Linked DNA regions of Homo sapiens: regions 1, 3, 4 and 5 are each linked to region 2. The links are chromatin contacts, found by Hi-C or POLR2A ChIA-PET in ENCODE. All regions are on one chromosome and are shown on one strand. The core of a region is the stretch at or near the end of the contact, and the rest is flanking DNA. Distances in the headings are between cores, read along the strand shown.

The links. A loop is a pair of places that touch in the nucleus more often than their neighbours do. ChIA-PET counts read pairs that join two places held with the same protein, here RNA polymerase II (POLR2A). Pooled maps may share reads with other maps.
Region 1: a map with no recorded cell type shows a loop between it and region 2 (2.1-fold over the local background). The contact joins the enhancer-like site here to the promoter of ADAM17 in region 2. A Hi-C loop is called at or near these places in 1 of 37 single-sample maps with no recorded cell type. POLR2A ChIA-PET finds 5 or more read pairs at or near these places in 4 of 52 experiments (AG04449, HEK293T, MCF 10A and 1 more).
Region 3: a pooled map shows a loop between it and region 2 (2.3-fold over the local background). The contact joins the enhancer-like site here to the promoter of ADAM17 in region 2. A Hi-C loop is called at or near these places in 1 of 37 single-sample maps with no recorded cell type and 2 of 50 pooled maps. POLR2A ChIA-PET finds 5 or more read pairs at or near these places in 1 of 52 experiments (BJ).
Region 4: a loop to region 2 is called in a pooled map, with 5 times the contacts of the local background. The contact joins the enhancer-like site here to the promoter of ADAM17 in region 2. A Hi-C loop is called at or near these places in 3 of 37 single-sample maps with no recorded cell type and 3 of 50 pooled maps.
Region 5: a loop to region 2 is called in a map of PC-9, with 4 times the contacts of the local background. The contact joins the enhancer-like site here to the promoter of ADAM17 in region 2. A Hi-C loop is called at or near these places in 1 of 168 maps with a recorded cell type or tissue (PC-9) and 1 of 50 pooled maps. POLR2A ChIA-PET finds 5 or more read pairs at or near these places in 3 of 52 experiments (A549, HepG2 and MCF 10A).

The regions. Positions count from the first base shown.
Region 1 is chr2:9,895,302-9,899,037 of GRCh38, forward strand. The region is part of intron 8 of TAF1B (TATA-box binding protein associated factor, RNA polymerase I subunit B); the gene reads left to right. Among named protein-coding and RNA genes, the nearest start is that of TAF1B, 54 kb to the left of the region's middle. Within about 2 kb of position 2,235, at least 15 of the 41 ENCODE cell types and tissues checked have a DNase peak (open chromatin) inside an H3K27ac peak, as active enhancers do.
Region 2 is chr2:9,553,991-9,557,356 of GRCh38, forward strand. ADAM17 (ADAM metallopeptidase domain 17) reads right to left here and starts at 1,840. Exons shown (of 19, transcript NM_003183.6): 1 at 1,519-1,840. The coding sequence starts at 1,615. RefSeq lists silencers at 850-1,144, 1,759-2,048, 2,279-2,498, 2,470-2,764.
Region 3 is chr2:9,177,804-9,181,497 of GRCh38, forward strand. No RefSeq gene overlaps it. Among named protein-coding and RNA genes, the nearest start is that of ASAP2, 27 kb to the right of the region's middle. RefSeq lists an enhancer at 1,744-2,943. Within about 2 kb of position 1,333, at least 28 of the 41 ENCODE cell types and tissues checked have a DNase peak (open chromatin) inside an H3K27ac peak, as active enhancers do.
Region 4 is chr2:9,098,192-9,101,724 of GRCh38, forward strand. No RefSeq gene overlaps it. Among named protein-coding and RNA genes, the nearest start is that of MBOAT2, 96 kb to the left of the region's middle. Within about 2 kb of position 1,265, at least 2 of the 41 ENCODE cell types and tissues checked have a DNase peak (open chromatin) inside an H3K27ac peak, as active enhancers do.
Region 5 is chr2:9,229,337-9,232,747 of GRCh38, forward strand. All of the region lies in intron 1 of ASAP2 (ArfGAP with SH3 domain, ankyrin repeat and PH domain 2), which reads left to right. Among named protein-coding and RNA genes, the nearest start is that of ASAP2, 24 kb to the left of the region's middle. RefSeq lists enhancers at 1,733-2,289, 2,290-2,844. Within about 2 kb of position 2,160, at least 16 of the 41 ENCODE cell types and tissues checked have a DNase peak (open chromatin) inside an H3K27ac peak, as active enhancers do; they include PC-9, where a contact is called at or near this core.

The DNA of each region.
Region 1 (3,736 bases), core at 985-3,484, 340 kb after region 2:
CCAGCCTGGGCAACATGGTGAAACTCTGGCTCTACAAAAAAACACAAAAATTAGCCGGGCGTGGCGGCACCTGCCTGTGGTCCCAGCTACTCAGGAGGCTGAGGTGGGAGGATCACCTGAGCCCAGAAAGTGGAAGCCGCAGTGAGCTGTGATTGTGCCACTGCACTACAGCCTGGGCGACAGAGTGAGACCCTGTCTCAAAAGAAAAAAAAAAAGTATTTTTTCTACTACATGGTAGGTTTACTGTCATTAAGAAAAGTCTAGCAGATTAAAAATGCAAGGTGAACTATTTATGCATCATGATACATGTGGAATTCATTTTATTCTTTTTCCATAAATAATTACAGTGCTTTGTCATTACTTCTGATAGTTTTATTCCTTGTTAATTCTCCTTTGTTATGGAGAGTCTTGATAACAGTTTGGTTTAACAGGTGCACTTTGCATTAGCTTTTTCTCAGTTGAATCTGCCTCAAAACAACAATAAGAATAAGTAAGGGTGAGGCACTGCACTCTTTTTTTTTTTTTTTTTTTTTTTAAATAGCTGAGCAGGAAGTTTGCCTCTGACAGGGTATTGTAATCAGGTTTATCACAGGAGCCTGCTGTTGTGTAACAGAAACTCTAGCCTGTCCTTACCTGTCTTAAAGTATTGCTTCACGAAGGAAAGTAAACTCGCTGTAATATTTGTGAAATTCAATAAAATGCTTTCCCAAGCACTCCGTTTTTAATGCATGCTGGAACAATTTATTGTAGCTTTGTGGTCTTTTAAAAAACATGTTAAACTTGTGATTTCTTACTATTGTAATGAAATGGACCTGTATCACTCGAGAAGCCCTGTATGTCACATTTATTATTCCTTTTAGACACATCCTCAGCCAAGTGTAGTAAATGTCCACACTCCCTCCCTGCTTCCCTCCCTTCCTTCCCTCTTTTTTCAAGAAGAGGAGGTTTGTGTTGCCTTCAGATGACTGTTGATTTAATTGACAGGCAGCTTTTCTTCATTGTGTGCTTTTTGCTATTGCTCACAAAAGTGCATTCACTATTCTATAGTATGTTGAAACTTTTAAATGGAAACGGCTTTTCATTAACAAAGGAAGCATTTTCTTCCCCCCTTCCATGCCTTAGCTTTCTCCGCTAAGTCTTGGCTTCTTCAGCAGCTGTACCTCCACCAGAAATGACAAAAGGTGCAATTGTGCTAGGAGATGGCGATGAAGATATGCCAGTGGAGTTTTGTGTGTGGGCTGCTGGGGACTGTTTTCCTTCTGTGTTTGGTTTTGTTTTATTTTTGTTATTCCAGAAAGTTGAGAGCACATCTAAAAACCAAAAAAAAAAAAAAAAAAAAAAGCTTTAAAAACCCTTTTCAAACCTTTATCCCAGCTGAGCTTTCTTTCCATTAAGTTGTTCTGTTAGTATTTCAGTGGCCCCTCTGTCTTAATAACAACAAATCTGGCAAAACTCACTTAAAGCAGAGGGACATGGAATACAGAGAGTGTTGATGTGGTTTTTCTTTTTCTAAGCAGGCCATGAGAGTCTGAGTCTTCCTGCCATTATCCTGACTTAAGAGCAGAGCAGAGCTCAGGAGAGGAGATAGGTGTGCAAATTAAATTTTAGTCTTTCCAGCCATCTCCTTTTTCTGAGTTGTGATTCCTGAGCCCAAGTAGATAGCCAGTTCATTTCATTTACTTAAATTAATTTGGAGATAACCCTCTTCTCCTTTTTCTGCCTCTGCCTCTTCTGCTGCTTCATTTGTGACTCAACTTTCTGGAGTATGGTGCTGACTTGAAGCCCTATTTACTTCTAGCAAAAATCTTTCAGTTTACCTGGTAGAATAAACTGAAAATCTAGTACCTTTCAGGGGCACCATCTCTTCACAGCATACCAAATAATCAGATCACTGATTGAACCAAAGTATTGGGTCTAGATATACTTGTCTGTATTAGATACAATTTATTCTGTCAGTGACTTAAAATAGGGCTACTTCTATCTTTTCAGCCTTGATTTTCTTGATATATTTTAAACCTACAGATCAGTTTAAAAATAGATAATATGTAACATAGATACTATTCTACCACAGTCCTTGGCAGTGTTTCTCAGTCCTCTCAAGAATTAGTCATTTCATCATCCCTCACTAGACGCAGCAAGAAGGGATAAAGAGGAAACTGGAAATTTGTTCTGAAGTACATCTCCAATATTTTGAATGTTGATCAACAGCATTCTGATCTTCTCCCTGAATGAGTAAAAAGAAAAGATGTAATACTGGGTCAGCCAAACCCACTGCGTGGCACTTAGCCAGGATGATTCATTTTGCTTGGAGCAATCTTACACCCTTTGTGAAACTGGGTTTCTTTTGGTTGAAGGAAGAAAAAGACTCGTCCAGAGCTGTCAGTCACTTCTTAAGCACCTTCAAATGAGGGCCTTATTGGATTGTTTTGATCTGCCCAGAATCTTCAAACCTGACTCTAGATTTGTTCACCTTCTTACTCTGTAGGCCACATGTAATGCTTGGGATTTTTTGTACAATCTTTATTAGAATAATAACCTGACAGGTTTCAAATCTACTTGAGGGAAGTTGAAGTGAACATAATGATCAGGTTCCCTCATTTCTACTCTTCCCTCCCAGACAGCATGAGGGAGAGAAGCCAGCTGGTGTTTTCTTGTGTTCCTGGCCCACTTCCCCCAACCCCCCACCCCGCCCCCAGCTACCATCATCTCAGCCTCACTGGAATGTGTATGTGTGCTTCTCTTTCCAAACTTGGAGAGTAAAACTATCTGAGCACTTCCTCCTGTCTACAAGAAAAGTAGCCTCTGCATTTTATTTTTTGTTTCCTACAACCGGCATATTCTGTTTTCTGGGGATCCATAGCAATTTCATTAATCTCTAGAGGCTCTCAGGCTTTAGTATGCATAAGAATATCCTGGAGAGCTTGTTTAAACTGCAGATTCTTAGACCCAGTGTCAGAAATTGATTCAGTTAAGTATAGTGTGGGCTCTAAGAAGATGTTTTTCGTAAGCATCTTGCAAGTGATTCTGATGGAGATTACGCTTTGAGCAGTGCATTATATAAGCCTTATCTCTATGTCTGTCTTTTGTTATTCCACCTTGTTCCACAGAAGATTTGAGGTAGAATTAGCAGATAACCAAAGGGTCAGTATAAAACAAAATGCTGTTATACCTTATTAAGTATGTGTTGTTTTAAACAGGATTCTGTTTAAAACTGTTTGGGAACTATATCTATTGAGAAACTGGTCTGTGAGTTTAACATATATGAAAACAGTGAAAATCAAGGCTGAAAAGATAGAAGTATCCTTCCTCTCTCTGTAAGTCATTGACAGAGTACAGTGTATCTAATGGAGAAGATTCTGGCAGGCTTCTTATTCTGGGAAATGTAGACACATATCTTGGTGTTACATTTTTAATAATTATAGTTTAATAACTCCGTATTTCCCCCAAAAGTGTATTTATAAGAGGTTTCGTGTAAGATAAAAGTAGATATTAGCAAGTGGTATAGATTTTGAATGTCTGTAGATTTCATATATGCTGAATTTTTTAAATTTCCAGCTTTATTACACTTCTAATTATGACCTCTTTAACATGTGTTTTTTTTTTCCTTTAGACAGACATTACTTACATTCCTTTTTTCTTTTTTTTTTTCTCCTGCCACCTTGTCTGAGAACTTAGGTTCCATTTTATACTTTTTTTGGTGGCAAAATATACATAAAAGTTACCATTTTAGCCATTT
Region 2 (3,366 bases), core at 590-3,089:
AGGCGGAGGTTGCAGTGAGCTGAGATCGCGCCACTGCACTCCAGCCTGGGCAACAGAGCAAGACTCTGTCTTGGAAAAAAAAAATGGTCTAAAAAACCTTACGATCTGCAAATGTTATGAATTGATCTAGAAAGTAATGTTTCTCTTTAAACTGTATGCTTCCTTGGGACTCATGCTTATTTTTACCTACGAACAACAGATTAATAACATAAGTGAAACAGTTGTGTCAGGGTGGTGCAAATATAATTTTAATATCTCAAAATACATATTTATTCTTTTTACTAACATTTATCCTTAAAATGAAGACCCTTACCCTATCCCTCCATCCTAACCACAATCCTACCTCAAAATGTCCTTCAATTTGTACTGACTTACCACTTCTCAGCACTTCCTAACAAGATCCCTTGCCTTTCATTAGTCACTTGTAATCCATTTCAATCGGAAAGAATCATAAGACAGCTGTTCAAGTGATAACACTCTCAACACCTTTAGTATCCATACCAATCCATTACAATTTCTGTCCACTAAATATAAAGAAAAAAAATACTACACATGGTATCATGGTGAAATTTGGGAACCAGTACAACCATGCAAGCCTACAATTTCACACACTGGGAAAACATTATTTCACACTTTATTACTAATTAAAGTATCTTACACGTCAATTTTTGAAAGATAAAAGGATTTTAAAATACACTAAAAGTTCACGCAAACTTACTTCCACCAAAGTTCAGATCCCTTAATGCATCTCCATCCTTAAAATCCAATCTCTCTGGAAAATCTAATGAAATAGGAACCCTCTACTTTCTAGCCTCTAAATTCATCAAACTCGTCACTCTTGATAATTTCTTTGTTTAAAAGTGCAAGGAAAGCATTCATAGTGGCAGCATCACGAGTTGGCTTACCAGGTTTCCGCCTCCCCCCATCTCCCAAGCACCTCCAATAAGCTACAATTGAAATAACCAAGAACGTGCTTAGGATGTTCGCAAAAACACAACTCTTAAGACTCCAACTCCAGTCTCCGCCTCCCAACGAGATTACTGCATAAGTACCTCCTACAGCAGAAATTCTAGTTCCCTCCTTCGAGGACCAGGAAGAATTCTGGAGCTTTGGGCCCTTCCTTTCTGGCTCTGGTAGGAACACACAACACTAGATTTGTTCCCTACTAAGGCAAGAACCCTGACCACATCTCCCTCTCCAAACAAGATCCAGCCACCCTACTCCTTACCGCTTTCCCAACACCCTCCCCGAACACAAAGCTAGGGAGCAAACCCCTCTCAGGCGCTCAGTCACTACATGGAGCCCGTCCAGTAGCCCTTTCCCACTCAGAGACAGGCCCATCTCCTTTATTCTTTCCCCAAACTCCGAGAGCCACACCCCCTTCTACACTGAAAACTTAGGGACGCGCCACCATCGCCAATACCCCGCCCCCAAACACCTGATAGACCCAGCTCCCCTGCTCTTCCCTCAAACGAGCGCTCCAGGCGCCGGCCTAAGCCAACTCCCCTGGGTCTTTACCGAGTCTCTGGTGGGGGCCGAAGCCCGGGTCATCCGGAGGTCGCGGCGCCAGCACGAAAGGAACCACGCTGGTCAGGAATAGGAGAGACTGCCTCATGTTCCCGGCCCCGCTACCGACTCCACCTCTCTGGGCAGCCTTCGCCTGACGGGGTTTCGGAAAACTGCTCACATCGGGGGAGGACGGGATCCGCCCGGCCTAGCCCCTCAATCCTCTTTTCCCTCCCGCGCCGCCTACTGGGAAGATTCTACCGCCAGGCTCGACGCCCCCAGAAGTGCAGGTGGCGTTACCAAAGGCCGGCTCAGCCAGCTTCCGGCCGCCGCTGTCCCCCGCACCACCCACAGCCGGAAGCCGGCTGCCGCGCGGCATCCCGGGAGGCTCCGCTTGCCCCGCCCCACGCCGGTGCGCCGCGGGCCTCTGGTCCGCTGCCGTGTTCGGCCCCGCCCGTCACGTCTAGCTGGGGCTCGCCCGGCGCCTTCCTGGACGCAGACGTATGAGTCCCAACTCCACCCAGTCCGGCCTGGCCTCTGTCCCCGGGTGACCGCGGAATGGGGGGGCGGGAGCTAGCGAGCAGGCCCTCAAGCGCGTCTGGCCGCCTCCTTTGTCTTGATGCCCACGTCTGGTTAGGACCCCTGCTGTCCATTTTATTAAAGGAGCTGTAGAAAGCGGCCTGGGGCCCAGCGACCTGCCCAGGGCGGACGAGGAGGCGCGACTGGCCCGATGCCGCAGGCTCTCTGCCCAGTGTGCTCAGGTGGGAGGGCGGGGACATGAATCGAGCCACAGAGTGCCCTGGGCACGGACCCCCCGCCCCCCCCGGCCCCGGGCCCCGAGCCCCGAGCCCCGAGCCCGGCCACCGAAGCCCGTGCCACTCGCCAGCTCCTGCGAGACGAGCCTTTCGAGCGCAGCTCAGGCATTTGGTTCAGGGTCCTACTGCCGGAGTCGTCTGAGGCCTCCATCCGTCTGTCGTCACGAAAAAGGTTTTGGGGGGACTAATAAGCACTTCCTGAATGCACATTTGCTCCACGCCCCTGCTGTAGGGAGAGGGTCTGCAGACACTTCAACAAATAGAATCCTAGGACCTTACCTGTGAGTACAAGAGCTGGAATCTTCCCACCAACTTCTTAAAATTCAATCCTATACTTGGTCCATTTAGCTTAGACTGGAAATTTCCCAAGGCAGTTTGTTTTGCAATCTTTTGCATGATTTTAGCTCTGTATAGTTTAGTGAATGTTTATGGTACTGAATAAAACAGTCTAAAAACGTTGGGTACATGTTGCTGTTTTATTTAGTTCAACCAAAGTTTATAAAAGTAGGACATAATACGTTTTCCACTTAAGAGTGAGACAGCCTTTATTATGAAACGGTAAATTGTTAGGAATACTAGTCCTATTCAAGTTTCAAGGCTTATTCCTAATAAAATACTCAAACTGTGGTTAAAATTTATGTTAATGGTGGTTTGCCGCAGTAAAATATCAGCGTCTTTTTCAACAATACATTGTTGGCTAAAATTAACCGGACCTGGTCTGTACATCTGAAGTATAAAATATCTTTATTAAACATACCCATTAGTGGCATACCTAGTCAAAAAGTAAGCAGAATTTCACATGCAAATTGTATACAATCTGTAAAAATTGTATTCCATAAGAATGTGACAGTTGAGTACGGTTTTTGGGGGGCTTTTTTGGTGTACCATAATAATGTCATCTGGTTTCTTTTCTGAACATCCAGTCACCATAATGTCCGGCTTGTAACTTTAGTAGATCGTAGATTGTATTATTTTGGTATCCCCAACAGCTCTTGTACAGTGCCTTGCTCATAGAAGGTACTTAGCTGTTTAGTAAATGCCGTTT
Region 3 (3,694 bases), core at 83-2,582, 380 kb before region 2:
CTGAGGCAGGAGAATCGCTTGAACCCGGGAAGCAGAGGTTGCAGTGAGCCGAGATCACGCCACTGTACTCCAGCCTGGGTGACAGAGCGAGACTCTATCTCAAAAAAAAAAAAAAAAAAAAAAAAAAAAAGAATGTAGGGAGCTAACTCTTGTAACCAAGTTGAGGATGGATTGAAATCGGATGAGAATGAGGAGCTCTGTTGAAAGTCCCGAGTAGTAACTCAGGAAAGCGACAATGGGACTTACTGACTGATTGACAATGACAGGTAACGTGCTGAGCATTTACTATGAGCATTTATTATGTGGGTTAGTGCTGTTGACAAAAAGAGTGAAACTCTGTGAAATATTTGAAGAGATTTATTCTGAGCTAATCTCAGTGAACAATGCCCATGACACAGCCCTCAAGAGGTGCTGAGAACACATGCCTAAGGTGGCTGGATTACAACTTGGTTTTATACATTTTAGGGAGACATAGGCATCAGTCAGTACATGTAAGATGTACACTGGTTCAATTCGAAAAGGCAAGTTATTGTCCAAAGACCTAGAATCAATAGAAAGGAATGTCTGGGTTAAGATAAGGGGTTGTGGAGACCAAGTTCCCATTATGCAGAGGCAGCCTCCAGGGAGCAGGCTTTAGAGGGACTAGATTGTAAATGTTTCTTATCAGACTTAGAGTGTGTTCTATCAGTAATTCCAAAAGGGAGGAGGGTGTAATGAGGCATATCCAGCCCCACATTCCTGTCACAGCCTGAACTGGTTTTTCAGGTTGACTTTGGAAGGCCCCTGGCTGACAGGAGGGGCTCATTCAGAGAGTTATGGGGCTTAGAATTTAGAGTTTTCTTTTTGGTTTACAGCACTTTACTTAATCTAATTCTCACAGCAACCCTATGAGGTAGCTGAAACTGATGCAGAGAAGTGAAGTAACCTCCCCAGTTGCTAGAGAGGAAGTGGCATGTACCCAAATCCAACTCTGTGCACTTCACCCCATGTTCCAGCCCCCAGTGTGTGGCTGTGTGTGGACAGGTGACAGGTGCACCCGGGAGTTGAGGGAGGGGAGTCTGCTCCCAGACAGGTTGGGTTTGGGGTGCTGAGGGGAGAAGGTGTCAGGGCTCAGGGGACCTGTGGGACTTCACTCCCTGCTCTTCTCCTCCCAGGCCCCTGGCCTCAGGTTCCTGCCTCATGCTGATGACTTTGGGATTGAGTGGGACAGTTGGAGGGTTGCCTTCAGGAAGAGAAATGATGCTGGCCTGGCTTTTGAGCTCCTTATGAAACACAGCAGTGAACCAGTCTAGGAAACCGCACTGTGTTCCACCAGACTGAACAAGCAGAAAGGGCCTTGGACCCGCCTCCCCGGCACACCCGTGGGATGGCTGTCTACATCTGCATGCAAATGATTCTGATACGTTCTGACAAATAATATTTACATTTGGAATCCAGCTGTCAAGAGAGAACAGCTGCCATCAGGTGCTTAAGGCACCTCTAAGGCATGTTTTCAGATTTTAAAAAAAACCACGTGAGCCCACACTGTTTAAACTGTATCCCCACGGAAGTTGCAAACTGAAGCTTCTTTGTTCCTGCCAAATGACTCATGGACGCCCTTTAAAAGAGAACGAAACAGACGTGTTTTGATGGGGAAAATACATAAAAAATGCAGTGCATTTTTCCAAGCAGCCATCAGACCATCTAATTCAGGCCAACGAGGGCAAAGCTGCGAAGCTCTTCGGCTGACCTTCTCCATGAGGACCTTGTCCCAGACAGGGGCCCCCTGGAAAGGGACGTACTGACCAAGGCAGGAAAGAGAAGGCCAATTTTCCCAAGACGATTAATCTTACTGAGGTTCCATTTGAAAACAGCCTTCGTGTTCTTCTAGTATGTTGTTTTTCTGAGGAAATCATTTTCAGAAGCATGTGATGTAATCATCTTAAGAAGATAAGCGTTCATTTACATAGCATTTATTCTGTGCTAAACATAGTAAGTAATTCCTTGATGAAGAACCCAGACACAGAGATAGTAAGTAACTTGCCCAAGTCCACACAGCTAGCAAGTGCCTAGCTGGGGTGCAAACCAGGTAGTCTGGCCACAGAGTCTGGGCTCCGCGTGGTGGAAAAAGCACCTCCCGTGTTGGAATCTGTGTGCCCTTGGACAAGTCCCATATCCTTCCTGAGTCACTAATGCCTCCCCAGCACTGTTGTGGGAGGATTAGTCACTGGGGCAGGCCCTCAATAAACATGAGCTGGATCTGAGTCCCAGGGGAGTGCCACACAACTTCCATGGGCCTCCCCTGACCCTCCCAGGCTTCAGGAAGCTCTTCCACCTCTGCAATGTTGGGTGGAGTAGCAAAAAAAGGCACGCAAGGATCCAGCAGGCCTGTAGGACATGGCGGTTTATTGTGAAAATGGTCTGAATTGATATTGGTAGTGCCTCCACCCCTACACATACACACATACATGGGTTCCTAATACACATGTACACAACACACAACACACAACTAACCAACGAGAATCCATCAGCATTGAACCGCAGGCAGCACACTGGCAGGTGCCTGGAGCGGTTACAGTTGTTACTAATTTCTTGGTGCTTACACTGCGTTGGCTTTGTAACCCCAGGGCCTGGCTCTGTGTCCTGGGGATGCACACATTTCCTCGCAGCTAGGCCAGTTTGCATCAACCCTGCACCACTTCTCTTCATTCTCTACAAATTGGAGAAACCCCATGTTGTTGATAAGAAGGAACCAACGACAAAGTTATAACAGTGAAAGACACAGGAAACAGCTCTCTGGTGCAGGTTCCCAATTTCAGGCATAACAGAAAGTTATTCAGGGCAGCAGCCCTGATGTTCTTGAACTCTGGCTTCTCAAAAGGAAGGACATAATTTTCACTGGGTGGAGGGCTGGGGTTACCTGAAAATAGCTCTCTTGCAGGATGGAAGTTCCTGACCAATTCTACTTCCATAAGGCACTGTCAAACACCTCCCTTCGCCCACCTCCAGATTCCAGATTGAGCAGTCCTAGCCTTAGCCCTGAACACCCACCAGGACCCATTGTGGCTGCCACAAATGGACCCACCCTGCTCATACAAACACGTGGGGACTGCAGAAAAATCAGGACCCAAGGATTGACCTCACACTCCTATCAGTTGCTCCCACTCCTCCCCATCATCTCTGCTTCTTCACCTCCCACTTGACTTTGCCTAGCTCCAGATCTTGCCTCAGGCATAGATATGGTTTGTCTGTGTCCCCACCCAAATCTCACCTTGAATTGTAATAACCTCCACGTGTCAAGGGTGGGGCCAGGTGGAGATAATCGAATCATGGGGATGGCTTCCCCATACTGTTTTCATGGTAATGAATGTCTTATGAGATCTGATGGTTTTATAAAGGGCAGTTCCCCTGCACACACCCTCTTGCCTGCCACCATGTAAAACATGCCTTAGCTTCTCCTCTGCCTTCTTCATCATTGTGAGGCTTCCCCAGCCATGTGGAACTGTGAGTCCATTAAACCTCTTTCCTTTATAAATTACCCATTCTCAGGTGTCTTTATTAGCAGCATGAGAACAGACACCCTAGGATGTGGCAGCCTGCTACAAACCCACTGGCTCAATGGACCCCCTTCCCGATATTTACGCTTCTTAGTTATGCAAGCCAATAAATTCCCTTTATGGTGGTTGAGGTCTTTAGAATTGGGTTTTTAATTTCT
Region 4 (3,533 bases), core at 15-2,514, 460 kb before region 2:
AACCACAAACGTGGGGCGGTGGGATGGTGGAACTGTGAGCCCAGGACAACCCTGATGGTGGGTCCAGGAGGCAGGGACTCACCAGAGGATCTGAAGCCTGGAAATCTGTCCACAGGGGGCAAGACATAAGTCTCATTAGTCAGAACAAAACCAGGATCCTGGGAATTTGTCCAAACAGGGATAAGGCCGATGGTAGCTGACAGGTTTCTGGGCACATACACCAGTATCAGGAAAGGCACAGGGAAAAGAGGGACCCAGGGACCGAACAGGCAGCCCTTTGGGGGAGCAGTAGGACCATCACAAGCCAGTTCTTGGAGAAGTACAGTGTCAAGGTCAAAGGAGGATCAGTTGCAAGACTCCCCACTGAGGGTGGGCCCCAAACCTCTGTGTCTGGGCGAGGCTGACCCTCTCCCACATGGCACACCTGCAGCTGACCAGGGGGTCTGTGCTCAGTGCAGGCACCTTCCCTCTCCTCCCCACACCCAGCAGTAGGTCCTTTGCTTTCTTGGCTCTGGCCCCAAGCACAGCCGAGGGCTCTAAAGCTGACCCTGGCGTCCCCACTTTGTGCTTCGTGATGTTGCCGGTCAGAATTTGTATGTAGTCACCTCCCGACCGGCGTGGGCAGTGCTGGCCTCCTGGACTGGAGCGTGGGCCAGATCTCTGGCCCTTCAAGGGCGCTGACACTGAGCAGGGCTGGCCTGGGCCTCCCTATACACCTCTTGTTGAGGACTCAGTGGGTTTCAGAGTCTGGGACAGGGATAGTTTAACAAATGGAGGCTCCGTGGTCCCAGACCGGTGAGAGAATGTGTGTTGAATGAATGGATGAGAACAAAAGCCAGAAGCTTGAAGATATTTAGAAATAAGATCCCCTTTTCCATATAAATGAAACACTTGAAGACCAGATTTTCCAAAGCAGTTGGAATGGCTACCCCCAAAATATCTCCCCCCCAGAGGGACTTCTAAAGGGTTAACTGACACCTGAAGGGAAGGGGCTTAACACCCCTAAAATCACAGAAAACAAATCTGGTCTGGCTCTTGGTATTCTCCTTACATCCTTAAGTAGTTTTAGACACAAAATGTCTTCCTCCCTTAAGTAATTCTAGACACAAAGTGCTTTCCTCATTTAACCCTTGTAATCACACTAGGAGGAGGATGTGATTCGTGTCCATTTTGAAGGGGAGAACACAGATTCAGAGTGGGTGGGTGACTTCTCCACAGGCAGAGCACAGACAGCCACACTTGCAGCTGCTTTAACCAACAAGCCGTGCTCCTGACCTTGGTGTTCGGCTTGGTTGCTTTGCTGTGGGTTGGTTTCGTTTGTGTGACTAAGACTTTTAAATGATTCGGCTCCTTTTGTGTGTTTGTTTTTGATCTTTGCAAGATTCTCTAATGGTTGATCCAGGGCTGCCCCTACACCGTTCTCCTGTCACATGCCCCGTTCCCCTGACATTGACATCAACCAACATAATATGCTGAAGAAGGGTCTTCGGCAGCTGGAAACTGGCCCAGGCATTGCGGTGGGCAGCCAGCAGGCATCTTCTGTCATTAGCCCTCCCTAGGGAAGACAAGTTCAGCAATGGTTCCTGGGAGAGGCTTGGGATAGGAAAAGAAAGGATGTTCCTATAGAGGAAGCAAATGTTCCAAGATACTTCCATTAATTAAGAAAATCTAGGGTAATAATACACAGTCCTCAAAGTCCTAGATTATAAAACCATTGTGTTAGGTTGAAGCAAGTATCACAAAGAAATACAGAAGGTCATTACCAAGACTTTTAGATGGCAAACATACTTAATGGAAACACCTCTTTCTTAACTCTGAAAACGCTTCATGTAGCATTCAGGCTTCCATTTAAAATTAATTGTGTGCATTCTAAGAGCACTTTTAGGACCTTGCAGAGACCCTCTCTGTAGATTACATGATTTGAAACTATAGCTAAGAAAATTTTGTGAAGTGGTGCAACTCTCAGAAATCAAACATGAATATGCATGCCAGGTGTGGTGGCTTACGCCTGTAATCCCAACACTTTGGGAGGTGGGAGAATCACTTGAGCTTAGGACTTGGAGACCAGCCTGGACAACATAGTGAGACCCCATCTCTACTAAAAATAAAAAAATTAGCTGGACATGGTGGTGCACACCTGTGGTCCCAGCTACTAGGGAGGCTGAGATGGGAGGATCACTTGAGCCTAGGAGGTCAAGGTTGCAGTAAGCCATGATCATGCCTCTGCACTCCAGCCTGGGCAACAGAATGAGACCCTGTCTCAAAAAAAATAATAATAAAAATAACTATGCAAAAAATATGACTTTATTTTTCTATATTACTAGCTCCCTCTCCTGGGGCATTCACTACTAATCTCAGTCATATTGGAGTTCCCCTGTCTTCTTTTCTCTGGGGTTCTAGGTAAGTTCCAGGGGCAGGGTGATGGTGGCAAGCATTACATAGTTCTGAGCTTTGGGAAAGGGGACGTCTCATCTTCACCGTCATCTTCACATGCTAGTTTCAACTTGTGTTATTAACAGAAACTTCCGCTGTCCCGCCTGACCTGCAGCCAAGCATCCACACAGTTTGTCCACAAGGCCCTCCCCTGGTCGCTGTCCTCTCAGTTATTCTCAGTGTTACTCTCGGACCCAGGAGCGTGATTCAGCAGCTCCTGCGCGGTGGGAGGTGGACAAAGGCTCAGTCCACTTGGGCATATCATAACATTTCTTCTCCTAGAAGCCATGACTTCTAAGGGTTGGAGCCTCCAAGCTTCTTTGGGATTTGGGACGTCCCTGAGGCACGCAGCCTGGGGAATGGGCTGCGCAGCCTGTTTTCTCTAGAACCTGAGCATGCAAGCACCACTCTTGCATTCTGATTCTCCAACCCCTCGCCTGGGAGGAGGCGAGAAAGGCTTGCCCTTCACCATATCTTCTCATCCCACATTTTCTGTTACATATGTTGCCTATGCCCTGAGTCCTTTCTGTTCCTCTAAACACCTGTGTTTGTTTTGTGTTTTTAGGTGTCATTTATATAGAAGAAAATGCGGCTGGGTGCAGTGGCTCATGCCTGTAATCCCAGCACTTTGGGAGGCCGAGGCGGGCAGATCACTTGAGGTCAGGAGTTCAAGATCAGCCTGGCCAACACAGTGACATTCTGTCTCTACTAAAAATACAAAAATTAGCTGGGCATGGTGGCACGTGCCTGTAATCCTAGCTACTCAAGAGGCTGAGGGAGGAGAATCGCTCAAACCTGGGAGGTGGAGGTTGCAGTGAGTTGAGATTGTGCCACTGTACTCCAGCCTGGGCAACAGAGTGAGACTCTATCTCAAAAAAAGAAAATGCACAGATCTTAAGCACTCAGTTTGAACAATATACAGAGCATCTCCCTCAACCCAGAAGGTTCCCCATGAAAGGGCCTAGACTTTTGAAAACCAAAAAAGTCCCCCCCTTATTTTCCTCTACCCTGCTCTGCTCATTCCCTTTGGGGAGGTAATGATCACACTCTGGCCTACCTGCAGCTCCTAACGGTGCCAAGTACATAGAGAAATGCCAAGG
Region 5 (3,411 bases), core at 910-3,409, 320 kb before region 2:
GCCTCAGCCCCACCTCTGTTGTCTTCACCCTTTGACCTCACTTGAGCCTGGACTGAGGGATTTCCCCTGTCGATGAACCAACCTGAGTACTGTGCATCCAGCCTCTCACTGAGCTGGGAACCAGGGGCAGCTACAAAGGAGACAGGAGAAATAGCCGTCCCCCTTGGGCACTGCTGGCCTGGCAGGAGAGGCCCAGCATGTGTCTAGGGAGGAGCGGAGCGGTTGTGGCCAGCATTGAGCTGGCTGCTTTTCTGTAGGAGCCTGAATCTCAGTCGAGCCTGGAAGGACATGCAGGTGTTAGGGAGCCAGGATTGCCTGCGTTAGGCACGGGGCTGGGCACACAGAGCACTGGAGGGAATTGGTTGAGTAAGTGATGGAGTAGTTGATAGCAAAGGGAGACTGGAGAGAGCATTCTGCAGGGGGACAAAGTGCCTGAGCCTAAGAGGGGGAGACAGGCTGTCTGGAGAACATGAAGCAAGTGCCTGGCCCTGGAGGTGTGTGCCCCTCCTGTCCCCTGTAAATTGTGGGTGGGCCAGGCTGTTGGGGGCATTTGTGGGCCTGGAGTGATGCTGATTTCTGCAGCCCTGGCGGTTGTCAGTGTGGGCTGGGGTAGAGATGTGTGTTTGTGTATGGAGCAAGGAAGGTCCTAGCCTTGCTCAAGAGGTAAAGAAGCTGCTGGTTGAGAACAGCTTCATGAATTCTGCAAGAAGAGATGATGATGTTTGCTTCTTTTACATACTGCATTAAAGGTCCCAGACACTGGGGCATTTGCTGATGTCAGTAAAGAGGGAGTCCTGGATTTCTAGGCACTCACAGTTTCAGAATAAACACATATGTAAACAGCTGATTACCATATGGTGTGATAAATGTGTCAGGATACAGAGGCAGTTGCTATTGGCAACACCAAATCAGTCATAACCTTCAGGAGTGAACAGGGCTTGTTTGCTCAGGGTCTGGCCAGGGACCCAGAGGACCAGTGTTGGGGACCCAGAGGGGCTGCGTGGGCCTGCTGCCACTGCGAGCCTGTGTTACAAGACTGAGCAGTGCAGCCGTGACTCTGGCAGGCGAGTTTCCCAAGCCGAGGTTTCTGGAAGCCACAGCCTGAGCCCAGGGCCTGGAACCTGCAGGCAAAAACTGTGCTGAGACTGATTCCCCAGTGGTCAGCCCCACAGCTGGACTGCAAGCTGCTTTCCCTGGGCAGACTCAGCCTCCTGCAGGAGGGGTGTGGGAGGGAAGGAGCAGTATCTGTGTGCAGACCTGGGTTCCCCCAGAACTGAGATGCTGGATGAGGTGCCTGCATCCCCTGAGCTGCTTGGCGAGGAGGACGGTCCATGTTTTCCATCACAGCTGGGAGTAAGAGCAGATATGTGCAAGGCAAGGACGTTGTTTCACCTTTTGAAGGAAGGTTGTTAGGAAAACGCCTGCATTTTCTAATCACTGGAGAAGCCCTTTTAAGCAGACCAGATTTATAAGGGTTTTGATGAAAACAGTGGTTTGGGAGCAGCAATGTCTTTAATAGCAACAAAGCCCAGAGATGGGGTCTGCCTGCACAGGAGCATGGGCCAGGGGGTCCTGTGTGACCTTGGAGGTGTGTGAGGGAGGCCCTGGGCTGGTTCCATGGCAGGGCACAGTCCAGCTTCTTGCTTCCTGGCAGCACAAACCCCTGCCTGTTTCTGGCGGGGAGATGCTGCCCAGGCTCGGCTGCTTTGCGGTTCTATGTCGGTCACTTTCCCCAGGCCACTTCCTTCCTTTTTCTTCTTATGCCAGCCTGGGCAAGAGGAATTTGTGCTTCCTGCCAGCAGGATGGATGGGGGAAAGGCAGTGGCTGGGTGTTTCTCTCTGCTGGAAGGGTTTGCTGGGGTGAATCCTTTCCCTTCACTCCCTCCTGTAGCCAGGACCTTGTCACCTCCAGGGAGCAGGTGACAGTTTCCTTGACTCCTCACCAGGTTTTCAGGCTCTGCCCTCTTCCTCTCCCCAGCCAAGCTTGCCTCTGACCTCAGCCAGGAGGAACTTGCTCTAGGGCTTAAGTCAGGTCACATCTAACTTTAAGACCCAGTTTTAGCATCTGGTATGGAGGCAACAGCCTGGGCTTTGACAGACTTGGGTTTGCGTCATGACTCGGTACCTGCTACCCGTTCGCTGAGATGCCAGTGAGCAGTCGCTGGTCATGTTACATAGCTGCCACCTCCCGGAGGCCAGCTCTGTTGTGTGTGCATGCCCATTGAGATGCCCGGGTGCCGCCACACCCCTAGCCTGCGCCTGCCTGTTCTTCCTCCTGTCAGAGGGCCCTGTTCTTGCTCATAGACTCCTGCACAGCAGCGGGCCTGTCTGTCTGCCTGGCCCTTGGGTGTCCCTGGCATCTGCATGCTGTGTTCCCATGGTCCTTCTGCTAGTTGGAGCCCTTGTGCCATGCCTTCCTTTGGAGACTCTCCTCTCTGTGCCGTCTCGCATGCCATCCTTGAGGTTTTAGCTCTGTCACCTGGCAGCCTGGCCCTTCCCTGCAGCAGGTGAGGACTGAGAGCTGGGCTGTGCCCCTCCCACCCACTTGACCCAGCGGACACTTTGGGAAGTGGCAACCATAAGTCTGCCTGGCTTGCTCCAGTTGCCCATCTTGTCCTGTGAGTGAAGCTCCTGCTTCCATCTCTCTTGATCTGGCCCCTTCTCTCCATTCCTCCAGCTGCAGTGGGTGCCCCTGTCATTTGTCAGCCAGAGCATTCAACAGCCTCTGCTCCCACTGAGGTCATGGTGATTGTCTTAAAGATTTGCTCTTTAGCTTCTCAGCTGAAGACACGTTGGTGGCTTCCCTGACCTTTTGGAAAGTAACCAGACTCTGGGTCCTTCTCCTTTGTTGACCTGGCCCCTGCCTCCCTCCCACCCCATCTCATCCATGCCTGTCCTCTGTGTCAACACGCCTCACTGCCCTGCGCCCGATCCTTTTACACAGGTGGTCCCTCTGTTTGTAGAGTCGCCCTGCTCTTCGTATCTCCCTGCCTGTTCTGTGAAGTTCAGCCCAGTGCCCCTTCCTTGGAGGCCACATTAGAGGGCCCTCCTCTGCTGGCTTTGTGCCCCCGTACCCCTTTCGCAGCTGACTGTCCACATTATACTGTCTGTATCTGTTATTTACTGTCTGTCTTTGACAAACTATGATCTTGGAAGTGCAGAGAACTTGTCTGATTTGTTTAACCACCTCACTTAGCACATAACTTGTCATATTTTTAATTTATTTTCTATCTCCCCTTCTCCCCATTAGATCATAAGCTTCCTGGGGGCAGGGATTTTTGACTCTTACTTAGTGATGCATCCTCAGCACCCAGAATTGCACTGGACACATCATATATGTTTAATATGTGTTTGTTGAATGAATAAAACTGACAGGCAACTACAGCTTAGATTGCAGGGAGTGAGACATGC